Linked DNA regions of Homo sapiens: region 1 is linked to region 2. A link is an interaction called in ENCODE POLR2A ChIA-PET data of the cell type or tissue named here. Cell type or tissue: A673. All regions are shown on one strand. Each heading gives the region's core, and the rest is flanking DNA. Links, peaks and the distances in the headings are about the cores only. Region 1 holds the start of LOC127898556 (a long non-coding RNA gene). Region 2 has its middle 11 kb from the start of LINC02273.

Region 1 (13,864 bases), core at 3,705-6,204, 180 kb before region 2:
CTTGAAATTCATAATCATTTTATCTTTAAACTTGTCTTTTGTGAAGTAGTGCACCCACCTGAGCAGAGGAGAGGTGTGCATAATGCATGCTGCCATTTCTTCCTATCCCATTTGCACATAGCATTAGTGTTAATTCCTTGTATCGACCAACCACTTAAGTGAAAATGGTGACATAGAAAGAAAGGGAAAGAGAGAGCAGCCCATAGTTTCTTTTGTCTTCAGTCCTTCCTTAACTCATCAGTAAGTCAAAGGTAGAGAATGTCAGTAGAATGTGTGTATGTCACAAAGGGAAATAAAGACAGCATCTCCCCTTTTCTGGAAAGGACAAAATACGTATGCACGTACAAGCTATGAAATACAAATTGTGCAATGTCAGGCCTTCTGCATATGAGTTAAATGCTCTTAAATTTGCATTTAAAGCTGGCATTGCACAATATAAAGTAGAATGGTAAAATTCGGGCTAATAATTTTAAATTCTAATTTTTCTTTACTTAGAACAACATTAAATAGCAAATAAAAAGCTCCATGACAAGTTGAGAGAGAAAGACTGCAGAAGAAAGTGAAAAGCTTTTAATTTTAGCGCTTTGTCCTGCTTTTTGAACAAGGAGTCTTACATTTTCATTGCACTATGTCCTGCAAATGATGTAGCTGGGCTTGCTCAAGCTAAACACATGGGGTAGAGCTCCTTCCCTGTTTTCCCACCCCCAGCAAAATGCGAGGAGTGGGGAGGGAGGGCAAAAGTTACACAGCTTTGTGCACTTCATTTTCTTTTTCCTTAAAACTCCAACCCTTTGTGTCCTCCCAGCACGTGTTTCTAGCTCCTCCAAGGGCAAATCATTGACAGCCAGGTTTAGTAGTCACTTTACACTTCTGGGAAAATGGCTGTGGCTTCTAGCTGGGAGCTGTGTCTTCTGAACGTAGTAAGAGTCTGGTCTTAGCTTTCAGGCTGGCCTGTCTCCACAGCTATTTATTATAGTTCACACTTAGCTGGGGCTTTTGGGAGAGAGGGAGAAGCCAGAGCCAACAAGAATGCAGAAGGGAGAATGCAGGAAGACAGGGCACAGTGCTTCCCATCTCTCCTGATGTGGACAGTAGAAACTTCCTGAGTACCTGCTGCATAGGGCATGGCTCTGTAGGGGCTCAGAAAACAGTACCCCAAAAGGAAGATCTCAGCAGCAGCCTCAGAAGCGAACGTTTCTCTCTGACCTTCTCCTGCCCTCCTCTCAGTCCCATTTTCTCCCAAGGCCAGCCACTGAAACTAGAATCCCTCTTTCTCAAGGCAGGTTATAGAAACCAGAACCCCTTTTCCCCAAAGCTAGCCATAAAATCTAAAAATATTATCTGTGAAAACTGACCATAAAGAACATATCTGACCTACCTGGTTTGACTGTAGGTCACAAGCCCCCATTCCAGAGAGGCCCTGCCCCACACCCAGAAGGAAGGAATGCTTTAGAGAGGCCAAGAAGAATCTAGACAGGTCTTGCTGGGTTTTCTACTCAGTCTATTAACATCAGATCATCCTCCCTTTTGTCAAATCAGACTTCTACCTGGCTGTCCATACTTTGTTAAGCCTAAACATAAAAACAGACAATTTCCCCCGTGTCTTGGGGTCTTCATTCTGAAGCCTCCGTGGATACACATTGAATGAATTAGTATGCTTTCTCTCCTATTACTCGGTTGGCCTCATGTCAGTGATTTTTCAGTGAACCACAGTTCCCTCGTCGGTGGGCTGCCATGTCAGGCAGGCAGGGAAGCGCAGTGGACTCTAGGAAGGAAGAAGCAAGGACCTTTGGAGAAGGAGCATCACTCAGGGGCAGAGACAGGAAGCCCCAGAGCCGGGTTTTTCGGTCCTCTGCTCCACAGTGCACAGGTTTCAGAATGCTTCCTGAGAATTCTCCATTACCACCACACTTTTTAATTTTAGGAAATCAGCATGTTTTATTCATTAAAAAGATAAAATATCTTTGTGCAAGAGAGGCCCCAAAGGAGAGCAGTGCTCAGAGTGGCTAATGGATTTCTTTGTAATGCGGTTTAATGCAACAAGGCAACTCATGTCTTTATGGTTGGGAGAGTTTTCTCCTTGGATGGGGAGTGAGGGGCTGAGAGCCTGAGACTGGGCATACTCCAGAATCCGCACCCAGCCCCTGGCTGGAGGCAGCCAGCCTTTGCCTGAGCTACAGCCCTGAGGCTGAGCCATTACCCTGAGTGACCCATCCCTGAGAGACCAAGAGGCAGTGGGGCTGAGCCATGCTCTAGACGTCACCTCTCAGTCCCAGAAAGGACACCCTGCAGGTCACCAAACAAGGGTTGAATTGTCCTCTGTGAAAAAGTCAGCCTCCTGAGCATGAAAAAGCCCTAGCACTGGTGGTTAGAAACCAACTGAAGCAGGGGTGGCTAAGCCTTCTGTGAGGAGGAAATTCTTTTTATTTTCTAGAATCTGAGATTCCTGAGGAGACCGTGGAGGGAAGGCCTCCTCTTCTGAGAGTGGGGTGGTGAAATAAGGAGCCTGTGAAGATGAGGCCCTTCTCACTGGGAGCCCTGACTAATCAAGAACAGCCAGGGCAACAGCTCCGTCTGTGGCCAGCAGAAATCTTTCTGATGCCCCCTGGCTTAGAGGAAAGAGAAACGGTGGGATTACAGCTATCCCATAAAAAAAGCAAAATTCATCTTTTTCACTTTCATCTGTGGGTCAGAAAATAGACACTGAGGGCTGAACGTCCTTCCACAATGGGTCGGCCAGGATGGCATCTGGTGTCTCAGGGCCAGAGGCAGGTGAGGGGAATGGAGGCTGAGAGCGGCTCTGAGGGAGGAGGGCCCCACTGTTGGCAGCTGCTTCCCCTCCTCGTATTTTCCCCCTCTTCTCTCTGTTTTGATCTACTAGTACTTCTGTGTTTCTGTTTCTCTTCCTAGCCTGGCTTTTCTACCCTTGGAGAGGCACTCAAAGAAAGCTCACAGCAGGTGAGCAGAAGGCAGGAGATACGAAAGGAAGCCAGGCGGTGGGGTAATCAGGAGGTCATGTTGTGGAGCCAGAGGTCAGAGCACTTTGAGGTCAGTGTTTCTGGTATGGGGGATCCTATCTCTGCTAGAGCATAAAGACATAGAATACGTTTTCTGAGATCGTTCTTTGCTCCAAAGCTTTCTAGCTTGGTTGAAAACAAACCAATGAACAAGCTCCTAGGGGAGAAAATAATTTCACCTTCCATAGTTTTTCATTTTTACTTACCCTTTAAAAAATAATTTTGACTTTTATTTTAGATTCAGGGGGTACATGTGCACATTTGTTACATGGGTATATTGCGTGATGCTGAGGTTTGTGATATGATTGAGCCCATCACGCAGGTAGTGAATATAGTACCCAATAGTTTGTTTTCCAACCCTTTCTCCCCTCCCTCCCTCCCACCTCTATTAGTTCCCAGTATCTATTATTGCCATCTTTATGTCCATGAGTACCCAATATTTAGCTCCTACTTATAAGTGAGAACACGCGGTATTTGGTTTTCTGTTCCCGAGTTAATTCGCTTGGGTTGATGGCCTTCCATTGCATCCATTGGGTTTCCTAGGTTTTCTGCTAGGATTCATGTAGGACATGATTTTGTTCTTTTTATGGTTGCATAGTTTCCATGGTGTATATGTACCAGCTCTTTATCCAATTCACCATTAATGGACACCTAGGTTAATTCCATGCGTTTGCTATTGTGAATAGTGCTGCAATGATCACACGAGTGCATGTGTCTTTTCGGAAGAACGATTTATTTTCTTTTGGATATATACCTAGAAATGGGATTTCTGGGTCAAATGTTAAGTTCTGTTTTAAGTTTTTTGAGAAATCTTCAAACTTCTTTCCACAGTGGCTGAACTAATTGACCTTCCCACCAGCAGTGTATGTGGTTCCTTTTCTCTGCAGCCTCACCAGCATCTGTTGTTTTTTCGACTTTTTAATAACAGCCATTCTGACTGATATGAAATGATATGTCATTGTGGCTTTGAATCACACTTCTCTGATTGTTAGTGATAATGTTTCTTTCATATATTTGTTGGCTGCTTGTATGTCTTCTTTTGAGAAGTGTCTGCTCATGTCTTTTGCCCATTTTTTAATGGGGTTGTTTGGTTTTTGTTTGTTCAATTGTTTAAGTTTCTTATAGATTCTGAATATTAGATCTTTGTTGGATGCATAGTTTGCAAATATTTTCTCCCATTCTGTGGGTTGTCTGTTTACTCTGTTGATAGTTTTTTTTGTTCGTTTGTTTTGCTGTGCAGAAGCTCTTTAGTTTAATTAGGTCCCATTTGTTAATTTTGTCTTTGTCACAATGGCTTTTGAGGACTTAGTCATAATTTTTTTCCCAAGACCAATGTCCAAAATGGTGTTTCCCAGGTTTTCTTCTAGGATTCTTATAGTTTGAGGTCTTACATTTAAATCTTTGGTCCATCTTGAGTTAATTTTTGTATATAGTGAAATGTAGAGGTCCAGTTTCATTCTTTTGCATATGGCTAGCCAGCTATCCCAGCACCATTTTATTGAAAATGGAGTCTTTTCCACATTGCTTATTTCTGTCAACTTTGTCAAAGATCAGATGGCTATAGGTGTGCAGCTTTATTTTTGGGTTCTGTATTCTGTTTCACTGGTTTTTGTAGCAGTGTGATGCTGTTTTGGTTACCGTAACCTTATAATATAGTTGGAAGTTGGGTAATGTGAAGCCTCCATCTTTTTTCTTTTTGCTTAGACTTGCTTTGGCTATTGAGGCTCTTTTTTGTTCCATATGAAGGGATAGTTTTTTCTAGTTCTGTGAAAAATGATGTTGGTAGTTTGATAGGAATAACACTGAATCTGTAGTTTGCTTTGGGCATTATGGCCATTTTAGCAATATGAATTCTTCCAACCCATGAGCATGGAACATATTTCCATTTGTTTGTGTCATCTCTGATTTCTTTCAGCAGTGTTTTGTAATTCTTCTCATAGAGATCTTTAATCTCCTTGGTTAAATGTATTCCTGGGCATTTTTTATTATGTGTATGGCTATGGAAATTGGATTGCATTCTTGATTTGGCTCTCAGCTTGAACATTATTGGTGTATAGAAATACTACTGATTTTTTTTACATTGGTTTTGTATCCTGAAACTTTACTGAATTTGTTCCTCAGTTCCAGGAGGCTTTTGGCAGGGTCTTTAGAATTTTCTAGGTACAGACTCATATCATCAAACTTATTTCATTCTCTTGAGTGATTGCTCTAGCTAGGACTTCCTGTCTTTGGTTTACCCTTTGCACAGTTTTCTGCTTCCTATTCTCTACTTTGTCTTCTTTGTTAAGCGTAGATAGTTGTTGGGGCTGGAAAACTAGACTTGGGAGCCAAGGCAGTGTCTAAGTTGCATAAAGAAAAGACACAGACATCCTGGCCAGCACGGTGAAACCCCGTCTCTACTAAAAATACAAAAAAAAATCAGCTGGGCATAGTGGTGGGCGCCTGTAGTCCCAGATACTCGGGAGGCTTAGGCAGGAGAATGGCGTGAACCCGGGAGGCAGAGCTTGCCGTGAGCCGAGATCACGCCACTGCACTCCAGCCTGGGCAACTAAGCGAGACTCCATCTCAAAAAAAAAAAAAAAAAAAAAGAAAGAAAAAGAAAACACACAGATATCTAATGAGATAAATCTATAAAGACAATAGGAAAAAGCTGAGGATGATAATAATGGTTGCTGTTGATTCAGGATCCAATATATTCAAAGAGCTTTCTATATATCACCTCATTTAATCCTCTCAATAATTTTTGACCCCATTAGGGGGTCAAATTCTTGACCGCATTAGAGGCCGAGAAGAAATCAAGTGCCCAAATAGAGAAAGAATAAAAGGAGAAACCAAAGAGAAATAAGAGAAATGTGTGGTATAAGAAGGCGAATGCCTAGAACATGTGCCACTTCTCTCTTTTTCAGGCCTGTGACAAGCATGTTAATCAATCACAGCATCCTAGATGTAACTTGAATTTTCTTCTCCACACAACACTCCAAGCAACCATTACTAACTGGTAGAAGCAAGCACTCAATTTTAAATGTATTTGCTATGCTTAGTGTTGTAAGAAAATCGACAAAGTTCTAAAAGGGGAAGAGTTGGAAGATGCCAGCTGCTTCAGGGGGGCCATGCTGAATAGCACTGATTGTCCGGGAGCACCCTGGTTGTACCTGCAATGAGGGTGTTTTCTGTCGAGGGGTGGTGGTGGGATCCATGCTGTGAGAGGTTAAGAAGGTAATGGAAAGAGAAGTAGAGGCTGCGGGTGCCGGTCACCTGTTCCTTGAATTTGCAAGCAAAGTAGGTTCAAAAGTTGCTCTGATAGGTAGTAGGGTCCAGCAACAGAGAGGAACTGGGTATTCATAACAGAGGCCATAAGGAGAGAGAAGCTGAGAAGCCTAGAGACCACAAATGTGAAAATGCTTCAAAGACTATGAAGTGCTTTACAAACATGCAGAGAAGAACATAGAATAGTAAAATATTTGACTCTCACCTTTTCCTCATTAAAAATAATAGGTGGATAAACAATTTTCTCCAAATATCGTACACATCAGGTACTTAGTCTCCAATGAACTGATAGGATCAATGGCATTAAGCAGCCAGGATGTGGGACGCATGTTCCAAAGGCCTGTTTCTTATTGTCTCAGTTGTCATTTTTATATTTTAAGAACAGATCTTGCTGTGAGTAATTGGAAAGTGTGGGCTCTCTCGTAACCACAGTTCCATCACTGCCTCTCAACTTGACCATGAAGTCCATACAGACCCCACTCCACCTTGGCTCCTACAGAGCTCAGCTTCGATGTACTCCTCAAATTGCTGCAACCACCTCCTCCCTGTCCTGCTGGTAAATAACACCCACCCACCCACCCACCCGAGGCATTTTTTCACAAACACTATCACTACAAAATATTTCTACTAAATGTTCACAAAACGAACAAAATCCATCCGCTATTACTTTCAGAAAATCGTGCCACAAAACAGGCCTCCCACATCACACTCAACGGTTGTGCTACACCTTGTAGTTAAGGTGAGTCTCGGCATGATTCAGCCTGATTCAGCCACGGACAGGAGGGGAGAAATTGTTTTAAGTTACAACCAACGTGGATGACGTTTTCCTTGAGACATAGCTTCCAGGAGTTACCACGACATTTTTCCTATCCATGCTCTGTGTTGAATAACAAAAGCTACAATTTATTGTGCAGCTAATTTGTGCCAAGTACTTACAAAAGTTATTTCGAATCCTTCTAAGTTTAGCAGGGGAGAATCCTGTGGTGGACATAGAGAGATGTCACTCAGGATTTGTTCACCAGCAGGGGGTTGCGGCCAGCAAATGACCTCAAGCTGTCAGCTCCTTTTGGGTCTTCCTCAGCTGCAGAGGACTGCCTGTCTTTCTCAGGGCAGCCTGCATCCTTGTAAATGCCCAGCCATTTTAGCCCAAAGTGGAACATTCCATCAGACAGTTCTCATGCTCCAAAGCTCTGGGGTCAAGGCTTTGTTTGGTCTTCATCAAAGTTTAGCTTCTTCCTCTGCCCAGTCTGTGTCTTCCTCCTTTTTTTTCAAAAGTGCTGATCCCTAGTAAACATCTTGGACTGCAAACTCAGTGTTTGCTTTGAATTCTGTTTCCCAGTCTATAAAAAGGAGATAGCACCTCCTATGGTTATTATAAAGACAAAACAAGATCATGCATAGTAGAGTGCTTTTCACCATGTCTGGCATATAGAACATGCTCAGTAAATGCTTGGCCATGTCCAAAGTCACACAGCTAGAAATTGTTGGATCCAGGACTCCAACCCCTCTGCCTAACCCCTTGGCCCCAAAGTTGGTTTGGAACTCTCTCATGATACTTCTCTGATGCTGCTTTGTTTCATGGTTATTTGCCTGTTATTATATCCCTGCCATCTAGCTGCTAAGTTCTTGGAACAGAGATTACGCTGTATCCACCTGCAACCCCAAGGCCTTGCAGGAGCCTTACACATGGGGTGAAGCTCCATTGTTGTTTAATGACTGAATGGCTGTATGCCTGACTAAATTGCCAACTCTTTTAAACTTCCTGTGGGGCCTGGAAAAAAAAATTGGATCATTTAAGATGCCCAGATTTTACTTGGTGTTTCTGGGTTTCCCTGTCTTCTCTATACCTATTTTACGGGAATCTCTAAGCTAATAAACCTAAACACCAACCTGAACAGGGCAAGGAAGTGACTGTGTTGGACCAGGTTGCAGGGTTTTGAGTGAGAGGCTAGTGCTGGAATCGCATTAGGGAGCTGCCCTGTGCACAGCCCAGACCCCTCTAGGGCTGTTGGCCGGGCAGGGGACACTGAGATGGCCCTGCCGCTGCTCTCAGCATGGGCCCCTGCTGTGGGGTGAGGGGTAGGCAGAGAACCTCCCTACCCTAGCAACTTCTGTCTATCAAAAGAGGCTTCCTGATGGGTTTTCTCACTCACTTTCATGAGCCAAGTACTTGGATGTAAGACTAAAATGATTTGTCCAAATTCTGAAAACTTGGATTGTAATAGTTTCTACAGAACACTTTGGCAGAATAATCTGAAAAAGTCTTTCTTAGTAGAAAGTCACACCAGCATATCATGAAACAAGTCCGCTTGGGTGAGCCAATCTCCTTTCTGATCTTCCCAGGATTCTTCCTTGCCACAAGAAGAGCTGGGAATTCACTGTAAGGCGGGCCTAGTCCAACGTTGGACTATATAAAATTGTTTTTCTTTTGTCTACCTCCTCCACTCCTTTTCACTATGAGGGAGATTTTAAACAGAATTCTTTGATGTTTAATTACCTTCCAGCAGAATTAAATCTTTAAAGAGGAACCCAGAGAGGGCAATGCTTAACCTAAAGGTTTTAATGGTGGAATTTGAGGCCATATGACACCGTCCCATCCCAGCAACTGCCTCCACTCTGTGTTAAAGGCAGGTCTTGCTCACAATGTCTCTGCCATGCTATCTGCCAAGGGCTGTGGCAGTGTGGGATACCATATGTTTAGTAAAGGTATTATTATAATCTAGGTTGTATTGGGCCAAAACATCACATGATTGGATGATATAGTTAGAGGAAACAGAGCAGGAGAAATTAAGGCACACACTATGAAGAAACGGGAAAAAATATTTTTTTCAGATGAGAATTGAAGTAAGATGGAACTAATGAGGCAGAAAGCAGTTTGGATTGGCTACTTAGAATGCCTCCTCAGGGAGGTGGGAGGTAAGACAGAGATGCTGGATGGATCTGGCCCCAGTGTTTCTTTTTATTTTTTTAAAAACATTTCTCCCACCCCCCCAATTATAAGTAGTACATGCCTATTGTAGAAATTTTGTAAAATAGATAATTATCGAGATGAAAGTTAAAAGCCATATATGAAGATTCTACTGCCTAGAGTCAGCCATTCTTGACAGTTTGGAATGTTCCCGAGTGGCCTTTAGAAATTATACACACATGTATTAATTTTTTCCCAGAAATGTTTTGGTTTAATAGACTGTCCTTGTTAGTATGTCAATAATAGTAAATTTCATATCTACTGTCTTTTGATTTCCAGGCCTGCTCTAACAATGTGACGTGATGTGTCCTTCTAGACAAGGCCAATATTAATGATGACATGTGAGTTTGCATTTGTATGGTGGCTGTATTTAGCATAGTTGCTGAAATCTTTCGTAATTCTAATAGTCCATATGGAAATTTTCAAGGATTTTCCACATCAAGAAATCATAATACCTGTGAATAATGACAATGCTGTCTCTTCCTTTTTAGTCCATTTACCTCTGAATTTTTTTTCTTGATTTACTCTGTTGGGTAAGATCTCCTGTAGAACAATGTTGACTAGAACTTGGGACAAAGGACAGAGTATCCTGTAGAGCTTCTAATGTTTTAAAAGTGTAAAATTAAAGACTTGCTCATAATAAAAACTGTTCACCAACTATAAAAGAAAAATATTTTTCAAAACTTGATGACAAGCATCTACCAAAAATCTAACAAGAATATTCTACTTTTAACACATATTGCCCATGTCTAGGAGGATAAATGCATATTAATAATTGAATATGCATGTGAATGCATATTAGTTAGGAAGCCTAGAACTCGAAAGGTAATGAATATGATATTAATATTATGCACATATTAAAATGGACATCTTTCTAAATCAAAGCCTTTCTGGAAAAAATATAACATGTTTGTGTAATTTCTTTAAGGCCAGTAGGGAACAATTCTAACATGTTAAAAATGGTTGACTCAAGATACTGGAATTTATATTTATAAAAGACAAACAAGTTTTAAGACAAAAATAATTTATAGGGAAAAAGATAAAGCACAAAATAATGATAAAAGGAAAAATTCACTAGAAAGATAATGCATATTTTTAAAAAACAATTTTATAATCTCTTTTAGTGGGTAAATTTAATATAATTATATTTATTTTGAATATTTATATTTTTAGAAGTACATATTCAATTTTTATTCTTTTAGCGGTTACCTTTGAATTTTTAGCCTACATACTTAATTTAAGAAATCTAACATTAAATCAACACATCTACCCTCCGTGGAACAATACCAGAGCCTTAGAATGTTTTAATTCTGGTGACTCTCACTTACGATCCACGTCGTTATCTAAAATTTTGGTTCTGTTTTGTTTTTAAATGCCCTAAAATTAGTCATTATATTATGTATAGAGTTTTTGTTTTGTTTTTCTTTCATTTCTACAGTTGATACTTATTTGGACTTCCCTTTGCATTTACCAATTTATTTGCTCCACAACGTTTTATGTGTTCCTCTTCTATTTTCTAGGTTCAATTTATTTCTAAATAAATACCTCTCTTCAGTAGTTCTTTCGGCGATGACCTATGAGTGATAAACTCTCTTTGCTTTGTTTTGCCCTCACTCTTGAGTGATGGTTTCTCTAGGTATACAATTCCTTGTTGACAATTATATTCCTGAATACCTTGAGGATAACATTCCACTGTATCTGGGCTCTATTTTTTCTGATGAAACATCAGTCCATTTATTGTTTTTTTTTGTTTGTTTGTTTTTAGATATCTGTCTTCCCTATCTTCTAAATTCTTAAAATTTCTGTATCATTTTTCATCTCTTTATTTTTCAATGCTGTAATTAATGGCAATGTCTTTAATTTTATAAACATGCATAATTTACTCAATTGTCTTCTTAACTGAACATTTATATTTGCTTGCTTTTTAAAATTAACTATTCATGCTGGGATTGGCATTGAGTATACATATACTTTTCCATACATTGCATATTAAGTTACATGCAATACAGAGTAATTAATTGAGTTAGGAGGAAGGGAAATTATTAATAGGAAAACAATAAAACAAAGTACAGGGTAAGCACAGAAAAATTAATTCTACTTTTTCCTTGAGGTAAGCTATGAAGCTAAGGTGCCTCAGGGGAGATGGAAACATGGTTTAAATATGTTTTACATTGTCCATAAAATAAAATTGAATGAATTACTCAGGAGAAGTGAACTTTTTTCCTAACACTATTATAGATGAAGAAGACACCCATGGCATGATACTGACATGCAATTCAGTCATGGTGATTCTAAGAGGAGTTGAAACAATGTGTTTCATATATACAACTTTCTGAGAGTCTGACTTCTTCTATGAGTAATGTTCTAAATATTTCCTACAGGGTCTTAATCTGCAGACTGTGAAACTTCTGGAATTGTCTGCCAAGTTTGTATGTTGCCTTTTGGGGTACAGAGATTTGAGGCTGTTGCTGTTAGTCCTGTCTGATTTTGTATAGGGATCCACTCCAGCCTGAGACCTGAGTTGGCTCAACTATCATATGGTGAAGCTTGTTTATGCTCTGTCTCTTTCTAGATCTGCACAGGAAGCACAAAGCTCTGGTTACCACTGGAAGCCGTCTTGCCCCCATAAACCAGCCTTAGGATGCCACTGATGCTGTATGGCAGAATGGAGTAACAGAGAGAAGTAAGTTGTTGATGACACCATTCACTGCTGATTGTACCATGTCTGGAATCTGCTCTACATCTAGATTTCAGTTATTTCCAGATATTTTAATCGAATGTAAGCCAATGTGAATCATGTTTTTATGACTTGCATCAGTAAGCATTGTAACTGATACAGAGATGCATAACTTGCCATTGAAGAATCTATGACTAAACGGATGTAGGAATCAGCTATAAAAATGGATGACAGACTGGGTGTGGTGGGTCATGCCTGTAATCTTAATGCTTTTGGAGGCTGAGGTGGGAGGATCACTTGAGCCCCGGAGTTCCAGATTATAGTGAATTACGATTGTGCCACTGTACTCCAGCCTGGACCACAGAGCAAGACTCTGTCTCAAAAAACAAAAAGAAAAGAAAGAAATAAAAAGGAAAAAAGAAAGAAATGGATGACAGGTCATAAGAGTTGTCACATACATAATGTTTTCTAAGCACTAGGCAGTGGTCTTCATATTCTATGTACATCAATTTATCATCATAAGAACTCAGTAAGATTGGTATTATCATCCCCGTCATTATCTCAGTATCATTTCCATTTACAGAAGTAGAAAGTGAGTCATGAAGGTTAAGTAACTTGGCTAAGTTCACTCAGCTGCTGAGCTCAAGCAGCCTGGCCCCAGAGCCTGGGTGCTTAACCACTATACTATACTGCCTCTCGGTGAAGTGCACGTACCTCCTACAGAGGTCACATGTCTTCCAACCTGGGGTTTTGGGTAAACATTGGACAACATAGAGGTCACGATTTTAATCCTTGGTAAGAACTTGGAGGACAGCTATTCTGAGTTGCCAAGGAGTTGGCAGATATACAACTTCAATAGTCAGTGGGGAAGGGAGGACAGCATACGGGTTAAGAGCAGGAATTGGTACTCATCCTGAGTTGAATCTAGCTTTGCTGCTTACCAGCATTGTGATCTAATCTGTGGGAGTTTTATTTTCTGCAGCTATAAGGTGGGGGATAGTAATCTCCAGCTTGCAAGGTTTTATAAGGTTTAAATAAAATGATTTCTACAGAGGATGGACTTCCTGCTGAGAGACCACAACTTAGAATGGATTGTCTCTAGCCTCGGTATGAGTGTGGGGAGGCCTGGTGGTGAGTCTCTGTATAGCTGGGTATCAAGGCACAGTGCCTGATTTGGAAAGTAGAATTAAAAGCAGATGCTGCTGGGTGTGGTGACTCACGCCTGTCATCCCTGCACTTTGGGAGGCCGAAGTGGGCAGATCATGAGGTCAGGAGGAGATCAAGACCATCCCGGCCAACATGGTGAAACCCCGTCTCTACTAAAAACACAAAAAATTAGCTGGGCGTGGTGATGTGCACCTGTAGTCCCAGCTACCTGGGAGGCTGAGGTGGAAGAATTGCTTGAACCTGGGAGGCGGAGGTTGCAGTGAGCTGAGATTGCACCACTGCACCCCAGCCTGGCGACAGAATGAGACTCTGTCTAAAAGAAAAAAAAAAAGTAGATGCTTTATTGGTATGAGACACCTAGAATAGGCAAATTCATACAGACACAAAGTAGAATAGGGGTTACCAGGGACTGGGGTAAGAGGGGAAAGGGAATTTGTGATTAATGGGTACAGTGTTTCTGTTTGGGGGGATGGATAGGGGTGATGGTTGCACAACAATGTGAATGTATTTAATGTCACCGAAGTATACACTTAAAAAATAAACTGACAAATTTTATGCTATGTATATTTTACCACAATAAAAGAATGAGAAAAAAAAAGCAAGAGCTCATGATAGTTACTGGTTAAGTGACAGTTGGGATGATGATCACTGGTTATGAACACCATGAACAGAAACTCTGGTATGAAATTTAAAACCCATAAAAATAATAAGATTATATTTTAGAGCACTTTTTATACATAATATCTATTTGATCATAATCATTAGTGT
Region 2 (13,044 bases), core at 6,603-9,102:
GGGAGGGGAGGGGAGGGGAGGGGAGGGGAGGGGAGCGGAGGGCGAAGGCCCATGAGTGAATAAACTCAGTGACTTTAAGGGTTCCTTGGGAAAAGTGAAAAAGCCATGAAGCTCAGAAGAATTGGGACACATGAAACCTCTATCCAGTTTGAGACATAACCAGTGGGATGAATTCCACCTCGGCCAGCTTCTTGAAAAGCTGGGGTGCCTGAGGAAAAGGGAGATTTTTCTTTCATGGAGTAAATAGGTAGTGTAGGTTAATGTTTGATGGGTTGTGTGAAATCCCCAGAAGTCTCAGGGCATTAAACACCACAGTAGATTAAACGACACCAATTGCCATCATATTACCGTGAGAGAACGATTAAAGTGTAAACCATCACAAGGAATTTGAGTGATCTACATGACTCAATCAGCAAAGCAACCACACCATGAGAAGCTTTTGAAGCTAATGGAGAAGCATCCCTGCATGCCAAGTAGCAAAACGTCTAAGTTACAATTCAACCTGCTCCAGGAGCTCAGGTGCTCTTAAGCCACTCGACATAAGTATATATCAATTCCTAAAAATTAGTGCTGTGGTATCCTAATAACTTACACTGGAATAGCTCTTTGCAGACACTCAATATAACAGTTTTTATTAAAAAGTTGACACATATTATTGCAGAGCATTTCTCCTCCAATGACAATTCATAATAAGTACAGAAAACTCACAACAGAGAAAGATCATGTTTAATAAGCATTTATTATGTCCCCACAGCATGCCATTGCTGAAAAGGATATAGACATAGAAAGGAACTTTACACTCAACTAAATTAAAATCCAAAGAAAGGAAGAGTTGACCCTTGAACAACATGGAGATTGGGGAGCCAACCTCCAATGCAGTTGGAAATCCAGGTATAACTTTTGACTCCCTCAAAACTTTACTAATAGCCTACCGCTAACTGGAAGGCTTACTCATAACATAAACAGTCAGTTAACACATATTTTTAGGTGTTATATGTATCATATATTGTATTCTTTCCACAAAGTAAGCTAGAGAAAGGAAACTGTTAAGAAAATCATAAGAAAGAGAAAATATATTTACTATTCACTATGTGGAAGTGGATCATCATAAAGGTCTTTATCCTTGTTGAGTAGGCTGAGGAGGAGAGGGAAGAAGAGGGATTCTTGCTGTCTCAGGAGTGGCAGAGGTGGAAGAAGTGGAGAAGGTGGAAGGGGAGACAGGAGAGGCAGGCACATTTGTGTAACTTTTATTGAAAAACAAAATAGCATTTCAGTGGGCTCGCGGAGTTCAAACCTGTGTCATTCAAGGCCAATTGCATTAATAAAAATTATGCATCAGGCTGGTTGTGGGGGCACATGAAGCCAGCACTTGTCACGAAAAGTCCAGGGAGATTTCCAGTGGGTAACAGGAGAATAAACCTGAACGTGCACCTTCTGTTTATAATGAAGGTGAACGAGAGAATGTACCCTCCTAGCTTATTTTCTTCCCGTCCCACTCCTGCAGGAATAGAATTAGAAATGCAGCTGCATATAGATTTTTTTTGCATGTAGGCAGTTATTTCTAAGATAGTCTCCGTTGGCCAACCTGTCCTGATGACATTTCATATAGAAACTGTAAATGTCCTTGCCTCAATAGAGAGTCCTGATATTACCCAGCTGACATCAACACTGTGGCTTCATTGTGTTCTTTCCATCAGAGTTTAATTTCCTCAGTCAAACACAACTCCTGATAAAGAACCACCTATCACTCTGCCCAATTCCTCTGACCTATTTTGACCAAATGAAATAACATCTATATTGAACGTGGGTTTTTTTCCCTGACCAGGCAAATCTTCAGAGGAGATGCTGGCGTGCAGTGCAATCTTTCCAAGTTTTTCATGCTATAACCTGCGGTCCGTCTTGCAAATTAAGTATGATTTGGTTTGGTGGAGTTGATCTCTGGGACATTGTCCCCATTCTGCCTGAATTTTCCCTCCACCATTCTAGTCCTCCTCCGCGTCTGTCTCAGATAGTCCCTCACAGAGGCAGTACAGCTTGGTGCAGAGAATATGGATTTTGAAGGCCAGTTGCCTTGGGGTATAAGTCAGGCACTGATACTTACCGGTTGTGTGGCTTTGGGCAAGTTACTTTACCTCTCTGAGCATAGATCTTTTCCGTGTAAAAACAATAATTCCTCCCTCAAAGGGCAGTCAGTTCCAAGGCTTACATGAGATAATACTTGTCAGGTTTTAGACACATAATTGATAATCCATGTCAATTGCCACTGACTTGCCTCACTGACAATCCTGGGGCCCAGGACCAGGTTCCCTACCCTCACTTGGCTTTATCACAATCAGTTATTGGGTGTTTTTTGTTTTGTTTTGTTTTGTTTTGTTTTGTTTTTGTCTTCAAAGAAAGAATGTAACAGTTTAATGGATATAAAGGATAAGCGCACAAAATACAAACATTTCACTTTATTTTATATTTCTAAATATTTATATACTCTGCTTACATATAAGAAAAGGTAAATTCTGAAGCAGGCTGAGAATTAAGTAACTGTAAAATTTTTTTAGCAGAAAGTAATTTGGATACCAAGACTAAGCTGAAAAAAAACAAGATCTCACTCAATATTACAAAGGGAAAGAATGTTTTTGATGCTCCATGATCAAAGAGGGAACCCAGAATGATTTATAAACATGTTTGTCAAACTCTAACATATGTGGAAACCACCTGAATATTCACTGGATATTCACAGTGGGTGCTGAATAGTAACCTGCATTTTAACAAGCCCACCACGTTTTTTGTTGTTGTTGTTGTTTTTGATGTAGCAGGACTAAACTTTGGTAAACCCTGACTTAGAAAGGAGGCCATCATTAGAAGAAAAGACCAGCGACGTAACCCAGTATAACCCAGCAGCCAAACAATGTTTCCCATCTCTTTCTTCTCCTCCTCCCCTTCGTGCTTTCTCCCCTTTCTGTCTCTGTCTGTCTCTGTCTCTCTGTCTCTCTCTCTCTCCCAGCTCTGGCTCAACCTTGATGCTGGGGAAAAATGGAAATGTAATTGGTTTCCTCACGTATACAGTCAAGGTGGGGGTAGAGGATTGGGAAGAAGGATTACTCAGCATCATTTGCTAAATGAGAAAACCTGTGGCAATCAAGAGATTCCTTTCTTGGGAAAAGTTTAAATCTACAGCCCCAGAAAAGCTGCACAAATTAACTATCCAGTGAAACTCCCAGAATTTCTAAGAGTCCCAGTCAAACATGGGGGGTAGGCATGTAAAAGGAGAAGATAAATAAATTCGAGTCTAATCTAAGACCACGGAAAACAAGACTGAGTTAAGCAAGGTTTAAGACGAGTCAAAGATTAGGGAAAAGGCACCCAAATCTACATAAACACTCATACATCTCCAAAAGGGTGTTTCACGCACTTTTTAAAAGCTGTGTATATTAGTCACAATAGGCTAGATTATACGGCAGCGATGTATCAACCCCTAATCTCAGTAGGTTAAAACAGAAAAGGATTATTCTAACTCATGCTGAATATCTATCTAAGGGTGTCTGAACACTCTGCTCTGTGCCATCCTTGTTTGTCATCCTCATCCTGGGACCCAGGCTGAGTGGCCACTACTTGAAGCAAGGCCAGTAAACATGGCAAAACAAAAAAGAGAGGGGTGAGGGTGATCTGGATGGTCCCGCATTGGCAATGAAATGTGCCAAACCAGAGATATGTGCTCATTGCCCCAGATCAGTCACATGGCTCCACCCAACCATTAGAGGCCAGGAAGGACAATGCTACCATGCACCTGGAAGGGGGAAGAACCAGAATTATTGGTGGACAGCACTAATGACAAAACAATGTGGCACCGTGGCACTTTTTTATTCAAATAAAATATTATGCAGGACCCAAAATATGAGATATGTTTACTGGAGCTGCTCTGATTCAAGCTGAGAGGAGAGGGCGAGGTTGGAATTCAACCCCCACCACGAGACCCCTCCTCAGGCAGCCCCTGACACATCTCTGAGGACCCAGGACTCCTGGAGGCAGTTTGATGACCACTGCTCTAAAACACGCATTGCATTGTGTGTCTTATGTAAGTGCTGTTCTCTATTTATTGATGATTAATTGTTTTAATAAATGATTTTATTCTAATGGAAAGGTTTAATTAAATAGAAAAGCATTGTTCTGTGGCAAGCCTTTCTGTTTGAAACGGATGGTTACAAACAAAGCCTTACTTTTTACATATCATAAATGCAGACAAAATACTTATTAGAAAATAAACAACTCTAAAAATAGCCTCTGAACTTTACACCCTGCTCAATAAAATGAAGCGCACACAGAAGCTGGTTTCAAAGAGTACCCGTGCTACAGCATGCGTGACGCTCAAGGCCATTATGCTGAGCGAGATGAGCCAATCACAAAAAGACAAATGTCACAGGAGTCTGCATATGCCAGGTATCTAGAGTGGTCAAATGCATAGAAACAGAAACTAGAATTGATGTTGCCAGGGGTGGAAAAGTGAGGAGTTACTTAGTGGGCATAGAGTTTAGTTTTGCAAGATGAAGAAAGTTCTGGAAATCAATTGCACCACAATGTAAATACTTCACACTACTAAACTATACACTTAAACATGGTTAAGATGGTACATTTTATTATATATATATTTGAGATGGAGTCTTGCTGTCACCTAGGCTGGAGTGCAGTGGCACAATCTTGGCTCACTGCAACCTCCGCCTACCAAGTTCAAACGATTCTCCTGCCTCAGCCTCCCGAGTAGCTAGGATTACCAGTGTGCACCACCATATCTGGCTGATTTTTGTATTTTTAGTAGAGAAGAGGTTTTACCATGTTGCCCAGGCTGGTCTCAAACTCCTGACCTCAAGTGATCCGCCCATCTCAGCATCCCAAAATGCTGGCATTATAGGTGTGAGCCACCACACCCAGCCAATGCTATGTATATTTTACCAAAATTTTTTTTTCAAATAAACTTAAAAATGAATACCAGTGGTTCCTCATTCTTGAATAAAACTTTACTTTTCATTATACCTGTTCACTAACTAACATTTAAAACACTTTTCTTCCTTTCTACATCTCTAATTACAATTGAATTAAAATTTAACCTTCTGATCATAACAGAAAACATGCTTAAAGTCCAGTCTTTATTTGCTGTCATCTTCACTACCCCATCCTAGATCAAAATAAAATATTTAACTTGTTTTTGCCCAACTCTGTCTGGTAGGAAAGTATCTTACCCTGCTATTGACCTACCCATGACTGTAATGGGTTTGCACCAGGGTCTTTGGAAAGGCCGTAGTTTTTGAGCTTTTCTGGCCCAGATGGGAAGGAGATGCTGCCGTTTTCAGAAGTTCTGCCTGACGGTAGCTTAGTATCTTAGGAACTTGCTGAACTTGCTTTTGTGGAGGCTGGCACACTCTGAAGTCCTCCACCAGAAGGATGAATGGGCTGTGGAGCATGCACAGAGTGGTGGCTAGAGGGGCACACACTGGGTCAGCATCATGGGGGGAGCGTGTGTTGGGGAGAAGCACACAGCTCTGAGGTCCGAGGAACCGGTGATCTCAGGAAAATTGCTTAATGTTCACCTTCAGTTTCCCCACCTATACAGCAGGAATTAGCTGAAATCTAAGGGTATATGAGAATTCATTAACTTAATAAAAAAAAAACATATTGAGCACATTATGTGCCAGGCACTGTGCTAGGTGCTGGGAATATATCAATAAACAAAACAGACCAAAATTCTATACTCATGGAGCTTGGATTCTTAGTTGAGAGAGACTGTCAATAAATAAATAAGTAAAGTATATGACATGTTAATGGTGATAAGTGCTATGAAGATAAATAGTGTGCATGGGTGATTGTGTGTATGTGTGTGTATGTGTGCACATGTGTGTGTGTGTGTGTAATTTTAAATAGGATGACCAGGGAATTCCTCACTGAGAAAGAGATATCAGAGTAAAAAAAAAAGACATAAAGACATAAAGGAGGTGAGGGAGCAAGCCTTGGGGATATCTGGCAAAAAAAACATATGTGCAAAGGCCCTGAGGCCTGCGTGGCTGGATCAGAGCACGAAGCAAGCAAGTGGTAGGAAGTGGGGTCAGAGCAATGCCAGCAGGTGCAGAGGTAGATTGCTCAGGGTACTATAGGCCATTGCAAAGACTGAATTTTACTCTGAGTCAAAAGAGAGGATGCTGGAGCAGTAGGGAAGAATATGCTCTAACTCACATTTTAACACTATCTTTCTGGTGCTCTGTTGAGAGAAGAGTGAAGGCAACAAAGACAAAAGAAAGGAAGCCTGTCAGGAAGCTTCTGCAAGCATCTTTCCAGGTGAAAGATGAAGGCAGCTTGGAGCAAGGTGGTGGTGGTGGAGGTGGAGAGATTAATTCTAGTGAAGCACTCACTACTGTTTCTGGCACAGAATAAGTGTCCAGTGGGTGGTGATGGTGCTTATTATTATTAACAAAGTACATGGGGAGAAGTGGGAAGTCAGGGGCAAAAGAAAGCCACAACATTCAGTGTGCCAGACATTATCTGAATAAAGGGAAGGCAGAGCCAGAAACGTAGGATAATGACAGCCTGGGTATCAGGGGTAATCTCAGAGGCACTATTTTGGGACCAGAATAAAAGATTGTTCTGAGCTTCAAAGGCACCATGCGGGTGCTGCAGCAAGGGATCTGTCCCTGAGCCAAATCCTCCAGAGAAGCAGAGAATTAAGAAAAGTCAAGGTCAGCTAGGAGACTATCTGGATTCAGAGACACAGGAGACTCAAGAGTTGAGGGCATTTTGTTTGTTTATTTTTATATACCAAGATACATAATGTAGAAACCTCCCTGGTTTCTACATGGAAGCTAGAAACCACATAAGCACCTAAATACTATATCAGAAACACTTTAATTTAGCTAAATCAATATAAAAAGGGGCAAATGGAAGCCAAGTTTGGCCTTTCAGAAACCTAATGATCCCTTGCCCTTCCTGTTCAGGGGTAGATACTGAATCTTTCACCATGGCCATGCAAGAAGGGGAACTCTATTTGAGAAAGTAAATGCTTTAAGGGCAATATTTCCATAAGGTTTTTTTCTTTGTTTGTTTGTTTTGTTTTGTTTTGTTTTCTGAGATGGAGTCTTGCTCCGTCACCCAGGCTGGAGTGCAGTGGCGTGATCTCGGTTCACTGCAACCTCCACTTCCCGGGTTCAAGCAATTCTCCTGCCTCAGCCTGCCAAGTAGCTGAGATTACAGGCATGTGCCACCTCGCCCAGCTAATTTTTGTATTTTTAGCAGAGACGGGGTTTCACCGTGTTGGCTAGGCTGGTCTTGAACTCCTGACCTGGTGATCCGCCCGCCTCGGCCTCCCAAAGTGCTGGGATTACAGGCATGAACCACTGCGTGCAGCTCTCCATAAGGTATTTAAGATTGCTCCCCACTTTCCAAACGTTAACTAAGTCACTCCGCTAAATGCACAAGCACATTGGCGGTTGCCAATTGCTCCCAGGCCTGGTCACTGCCTGCGCTAACTAGCTCTCTCTAACTGTGTAAGAGGCTTTGAGTGTAAAATGTACAGGCAACAGAAAAGATAGGCCTGGGGTGAGTCACTGTCAAGAGCCCTGGTGGCAAAGCCCCTCCTCCTTTCATCTCTTTAGGGATGTAAGAAATGCTTGACATGCAATGATGTCTGTTTTGCCTCTGCCCCCATGCAGGTAGGAAATGGCTCTAGAATAGCACTGTAGCTCTTTCTGCAATGACGGAAACGGTCTACGCCTGGGCTGTCCAATATGATTACCATCCGGCCACATGTGGCTGTTGAGCATTTGAAATGTGCCCAGTGCAAATGACAGACTGGGTTTTTAAATTTTATTTTATCTTAACTAAAAGTTAAATTAAAGAGCCAAATGCGGCTAGTGTTTACTGAATTACACAGCACAGCTCTGGAAGGTTTACTAACTTTAATCCCAACTCCTGTCCTTTGAACTCAGTAAAGAATGTAAATGTCTCTGGGATTGGAGCCTTTTAGTAATCTAGGGAGCATGGCACCAGAGTCCTACGTGAGGGGTAAGGTCTGATGAGGACTGGAACTAGCCCTGCAGAGGCAGGTACAATAACCAGCAGCTATAGGACCGGCACACACCCTGGTGTCTCTCTGAGCCTGTTTCTTCACTGACTTCCTCACAAGGAATTATGAGAATTAAGCCACTCTAAAAATTTAAGATTGTTTTATAAAGCGATTGTTCTGTTATGGGTCCTGGGGTTTCTAAACAAATGGGAAACCATTTAATGACAAATATATGTAGAATGTTCTATATTCCTCATTCGTTTCTAAATTCATCCCATCTTAAGGCAAGAAGAAAAGCAAGTAGCCTTTTTTGGGCCATATTCCCTATATTTACAATATGAAATCTCAAAGCCATCTATAAGCCTAAGAGGCAGAAGCAGAAACAGTGCCAAGCTCTGAAAATAGCAACCAAAACAGCCAATCAAAGAACCTCGGTTCCATTTCCACAAAGTGGAGTGTTGTGCTGTCGTTTACATAACTTACCTTCATAATTAAAATCACAGGAACAGAGTGATAATTTTATATCAGTTACATGACCTTTAAATGGGAAGGTTAATGAGAAATATAAGAATCTATGTTTTTTTTGTTTTCATATTAAAAAAAATTTTTTTTGAGACAGGGCCTCGCTTTGTCACCCAGGCTGGAGTGCAGTGGCATGATCTTGGCTCAATGCAGCCCTCCCTGGGCTCAAGCGATCTTCCCACCTTAGTCTCCCAGTAGCTGGTACTACAGGCATGCACCACTACACCCTGCTAATTTTTAAAACTTTTTTTGTAGAGATGGGGTCTCACTTTATTGCCCAGGCTGGTCTTGAACTCCTGGGCTCAAGCAGTCCTCCTGCCTCAGCCTCCCAAAGTGCTGAGGTTACAGGCGTGAGCCACTGCACCTAGCCAAGAATCTGTGTTAAAGTGAAAACTTGTCACTGCTACCCAATAGTGATTGATGCTGAGACTAGCCAGAATAAATACAAAACTGTGCACTTCATGAACAAGGCTGGACACTGAAATCGGAAATGTATGTATTAAGCACCTGGCAGGCACAGAAAGGTGCTTTCACTGATGTATCATTTCCTATTTGATCCTTTCAACAAGCCTATGATGTCGCTATTATGATTTCAAGAGAGGTTAAGTAACAAGCCGAAGGTTATAGAGATGGGAAGTAAGAAAGTCAGAAGTCCCATCCAGGCTGCCTCCACTCCATAGCCAAAGCATTTCACACTCAACAACAGAAGATGGCTTGGAATAACATTCAGAAGTTTTTTTTTTTTCTTTAAGTTAAGATTTGTATCCTACTTACTTCCAAAAGACTTGAGGCAGCTTAAAGATTAAAATACAGTGCAAGAGAAGGCATTTAAGGATAACACTCTTGCTGAAGAATGCAAAAGAAATAGATGGTTTTAGACACCTGAGTGGAGCAGATTCTAACACTTGGGCATTTAATTTGGTTCTAACTTTTCTGACAGCTAAGCCAAAAAGAGAAGCATATTGGATTGCACAGAGTTTTGTTTTCCAACAAGGTAAAGCATACATATTCATCTACAGAGACAAAACGTTTTCCTGGTAGGAAACTTAGGTAGAAATTCATCACGTAGGTCCTTGGATAAAGGACACTGAGTGACACAGAGAACCTTACTCTCTTACTCTCATTTGTAAAAGAAGGGGGCCACATTAAGGTCAACTTCCAGTGCAGTGAGTGCATGAAATACTGCTAACGAAAGTTCCGCAAAAGAGTCAGAAACACCATTCAACAGAGCGCTGCTTTTATGGACCCTCTATAAAGACAGAAGACATAATATACTAAAGCACAGCTTAGTGAAGGAATTTCTATAAGGAGCTGAGAGAATATGAGCTGGGACTTTGCTTTATGGAGTCTAGCAGAGCAGAGAATGCCTTAGAGAATATCAATGATGAAGGGTTACCCAGTCATCGGCCCTCAGAGATGCTACACATGCTGGACAATGGGAAGATTATGTGGGTAATGTGGGTGAGGCACCACTATTTGGGGAGTAGGCCTCTACCTACAGGTTCAAAACAAGGTATATAAATGCATATTAAACATTTATAGTCATTCATTTTAAATAATTGAATAACATTCTATGTCAAGCTGTGTACTATGGAGAATAAAAAGAATAGGAGTGTGGTCTCTGCCTCCAGGAAGCTTATAATCTAATACAGGATTTCTCAACCTTGGCTCTGTTAACATTTTGGGCAAGATGCTTCTTTGGTGTGGGGAGCTGTCCTGGGCATTGCAGGGAGTTTACAGCAGCATCTCTGGCTCTACCCATCAGTAGCATCACCGTAGTGTGACAACCAAGAATGCCTCCAGACACTGCCCAGTATGCCCTGTGGTAGAGGTGGGAATCACTCCGGTTGAAATCCACTGATCCATTATGTAAGAGAAAGGGGGAAGAAATGCATGAAGCTGCGAATTTTAGTAATTCTAGTGCAATGGGTGTTAATTATTACAATGATCTAAAGGAAGGAAGTGCTCTCCCAGTGAGAAAAGCAGACATTGAAGAAAAAGGAGGAAGGTAGCTAAGCTGAGCCTTGGATTTGGTTAGGTTCTTGCCAATAGCAGCCTAAGAAAAGGCACGGAGAAGAGGCTGAGAAGCAGGTTGGGAGAGGCATGATCGTTTCTGTGGAGCACACAGGGTGTATGCAAGGGAGAGATCAAGGTCAGGCTGGACGCTTGAGGGCAGAGAGGGGACGGCTCTGAATATCAGGCAACAGACTTGGAGCCTGATTCAGTCATGCAGGGGGAGATTTGAAAGCTTTGTGTAGAGAAGAGAATCCTCTAATCTGCCCAAATAAAATATCAGATATCTGTGTAAAGGCTGGGTCCTATCATCTGCATGTTTGTGTCTCCCCAAATTCATGTTGGATCCTAATCCCCAATGCAATAGTATTATGAGGCGGGGCCTCTAGGATGTAATGAGGTCATGGGGGTGGTGCCGTCAAGAATGGATTAGTGCCCTTACCAAAGAGACTGCAGAGAGGTAGCTTGCCCCGTCCACCATGTGAGGACACAGCGAGGAGGTGCCGTCTATGAGGAAGAGGAACTTCACCAGACGGAATCAGCTGGCATCTTGAGCTTGGACTTCCCAGCCTCCAGAACTATGAACAATACATTTCTGTTGTTTATGAGCACTCAATTTAAGGTATTTGGTTATAGCAACCTGAACAGACTAAGACACTGTGTAACAGGGAGTGGGGAGAGGAGAGAAAATGCAGCAGCCCAGATGAGAGCAGAGAGTGGCAAAGTCAACAGAACATAGGAATGTTACATGGCAGGGAAAACTGAGGGGCAGGGAGGACCCAAAAATCCTGTGGGGATGTGCCTTCCATCAAACACACACAAACTCCCCTCCAGAGGGCTTTAAAAAGACCGCACCATTGCTGCTCTTAAAAGTGTAGGCTTCCCATGAGATGCTCTAAGGAGAGAGAGAAGAGTGGCTTCTGAAGACAAGGGACAGGGACTCCTGTTCTGGTACAGATCGTTTGCATTTGAGATCAACTATCCATGACCACCTGTTAGAACTGCATTGAGAGCTCAACCATTCCTGTGTCCTCAGCCCTGGCTTCATTTCTGTCCTCCTTTGCCAGATTGCCCCAGCCCCTTTCCTTCAAAGAGGAGGCCTCTGAAGCTCTGCTGTGCTGAGGACTATTCTGCAGGGTGAGCACTGAGAAGCCCCTTTCCCCTGCATGATTTCAGGCTTCAATACAGAACACATTTTATAGTCTCTCTGTTCCTTCCAGTCCACTGCTCTGTTGGGGCTGAATAAATATTGACTAGCCTATAAAACATAAGGCCTTTTATTTATACATCCTCCTGCTCCAAGGGCTGTGCTGGATCCCAGCCTCAGAACACACAGTGCATGTGTGGAGGGCTAGGAGCCACCACTGCAGTGCAAACCAGCGGCCACAGCTGTCAGGATGGGGCTGCCTTTTTGGGGTGCAGCCTACAGCAGCAGGTGTGAGGGCTGGCACAGTGGGGCCGTGTCTGCTAGGAATGCTCATTTTATAGCACATGGGAATGCTTTTGGTTGCAAGCAGCAGAGGAGTCCAAGACTGTGGAGTGCTGTGAGGAATCCGGGCTTTTTCTCATTCTTTGCTTTGACGCCCTTAGCTGTTGACTTTCCATCCTTGGTATTGTTATCTCATGGTCCTAAGACAGCTGCTGGAGCTCCAGGCTAGAAGGAAGGGAGGGCATAGCAACCCCCTCTTCACCAAAGCAGTCCTCTTGCCTCAGCCTTCCAATGTGCTGAGGTTACAGGCGTGAGTCACTGCACCCTGCCAAGAATCTATGTTAAAATGAAAATTTGTTACTGGTACCCAATAGTGACTGATGCCGAGACTAGCCAGAGTAAATACAAAACTGTGTACTTCATAAACAAGGCTGGACATTGAAACGGGAAACGTATGTATTAAGCACCTGGCAGGCACAGAAAGGTGCTTTCACTGATGTATCATTTCCTATTTAATCCTTTCAACAAGCCTATGATGTCGCTATTATGATTTCAAGACAGTTTAAGTAACAAGCCCAAGGTTATAGAGATGAGAAGTGAGACAGCCAGAAGCCCCATCCAGGCTGCCTCCACTCCATAGCCAGTGGATTTCTCTTGCTGTCTCTCTCCTCACTGGCTATACCTGAGTCACATCCCCAACCACTGGCAAAATGAAGGGACATAATCATGGTTGGCTAAGAGCAATCATGATTCATCCCCTGTGTTGGGGGGAAGGGTCTATTTTGCCCAAGACCAAGAGACCTCTGCCTGACCCAATCACAGGTCCCATCTGCAAGAAAGAACAAGGGAGATGGCTGTGGGGTAGGCACTGGAGGGTCTGCCACCAGCTGCCCTCAGAAGTGCTGTGGGCAGGCAAGGGTACCAGTGCAGACTGACATCATTTTTTCAGCAACAAGTGCCCCTCTCCCTGGGGAGTGGGCATGTGGACACTGTCTTCCTTGTCTCTCATGAAGGAAAGTGAGCCAGGCCTTCTTAGGGGGCT

Evidence for each region. ChIA-PET counts read pairs that join two places held together with the same protein. Peaks named below come from ENCODE experiments on the same cell type or tissue, not always from the same donor. Only the 100,000 strongest peaks of a DNase experiment are listed, where the experiment ranks them.
Region 1: POLR2A ChIA-PET joins it to region 2 with 13 read pairs; 3 of 35 experiments call an interaction of 5 or more read pairs at or near these places.

The regions. Positions count from the first base shown.
Region 1 is chr4:151,909,940-151,923,803 of GRCh38, forward strand. It overlaps LOC127898557 (a long non-coding RNA gene), which reads left to right. Exons shown (of 4, transcript NR_183042.1): 3 at 11,825-11,935. It overlaps LOC127898556 (a long non-coding RNA gene), which reads left to right and starts at 2,907. Exons shown (of 4, transcript NR_183041.1): 1 at 2,907-3,048; 2 at 6,665-6,840; 3 at 11,825-11,935. It overlaps LOC102724700 (a long non-coding RNA gene), which reads right to left and starts at 231. Exons shown (of 5, transcript NR_188364.1): 1 at 59-231. In A673, for the core only: no CTCF peak of the experiment used is centred there; no DNase peak of the experiment used is centred there.
Region 2 is chr4:152,083,192-152,096,235 of GRCh38, forward strand. No RefSeq gene overlaps it. Among named protein-coding and RNA genes, the nearest start is that of LINC02273, 11 kb to the right of the region's middle. In A673, for the core only: no CTCF peak of the experiment used is centred there; a DNase peak (open chromatin) is centred at 7,620.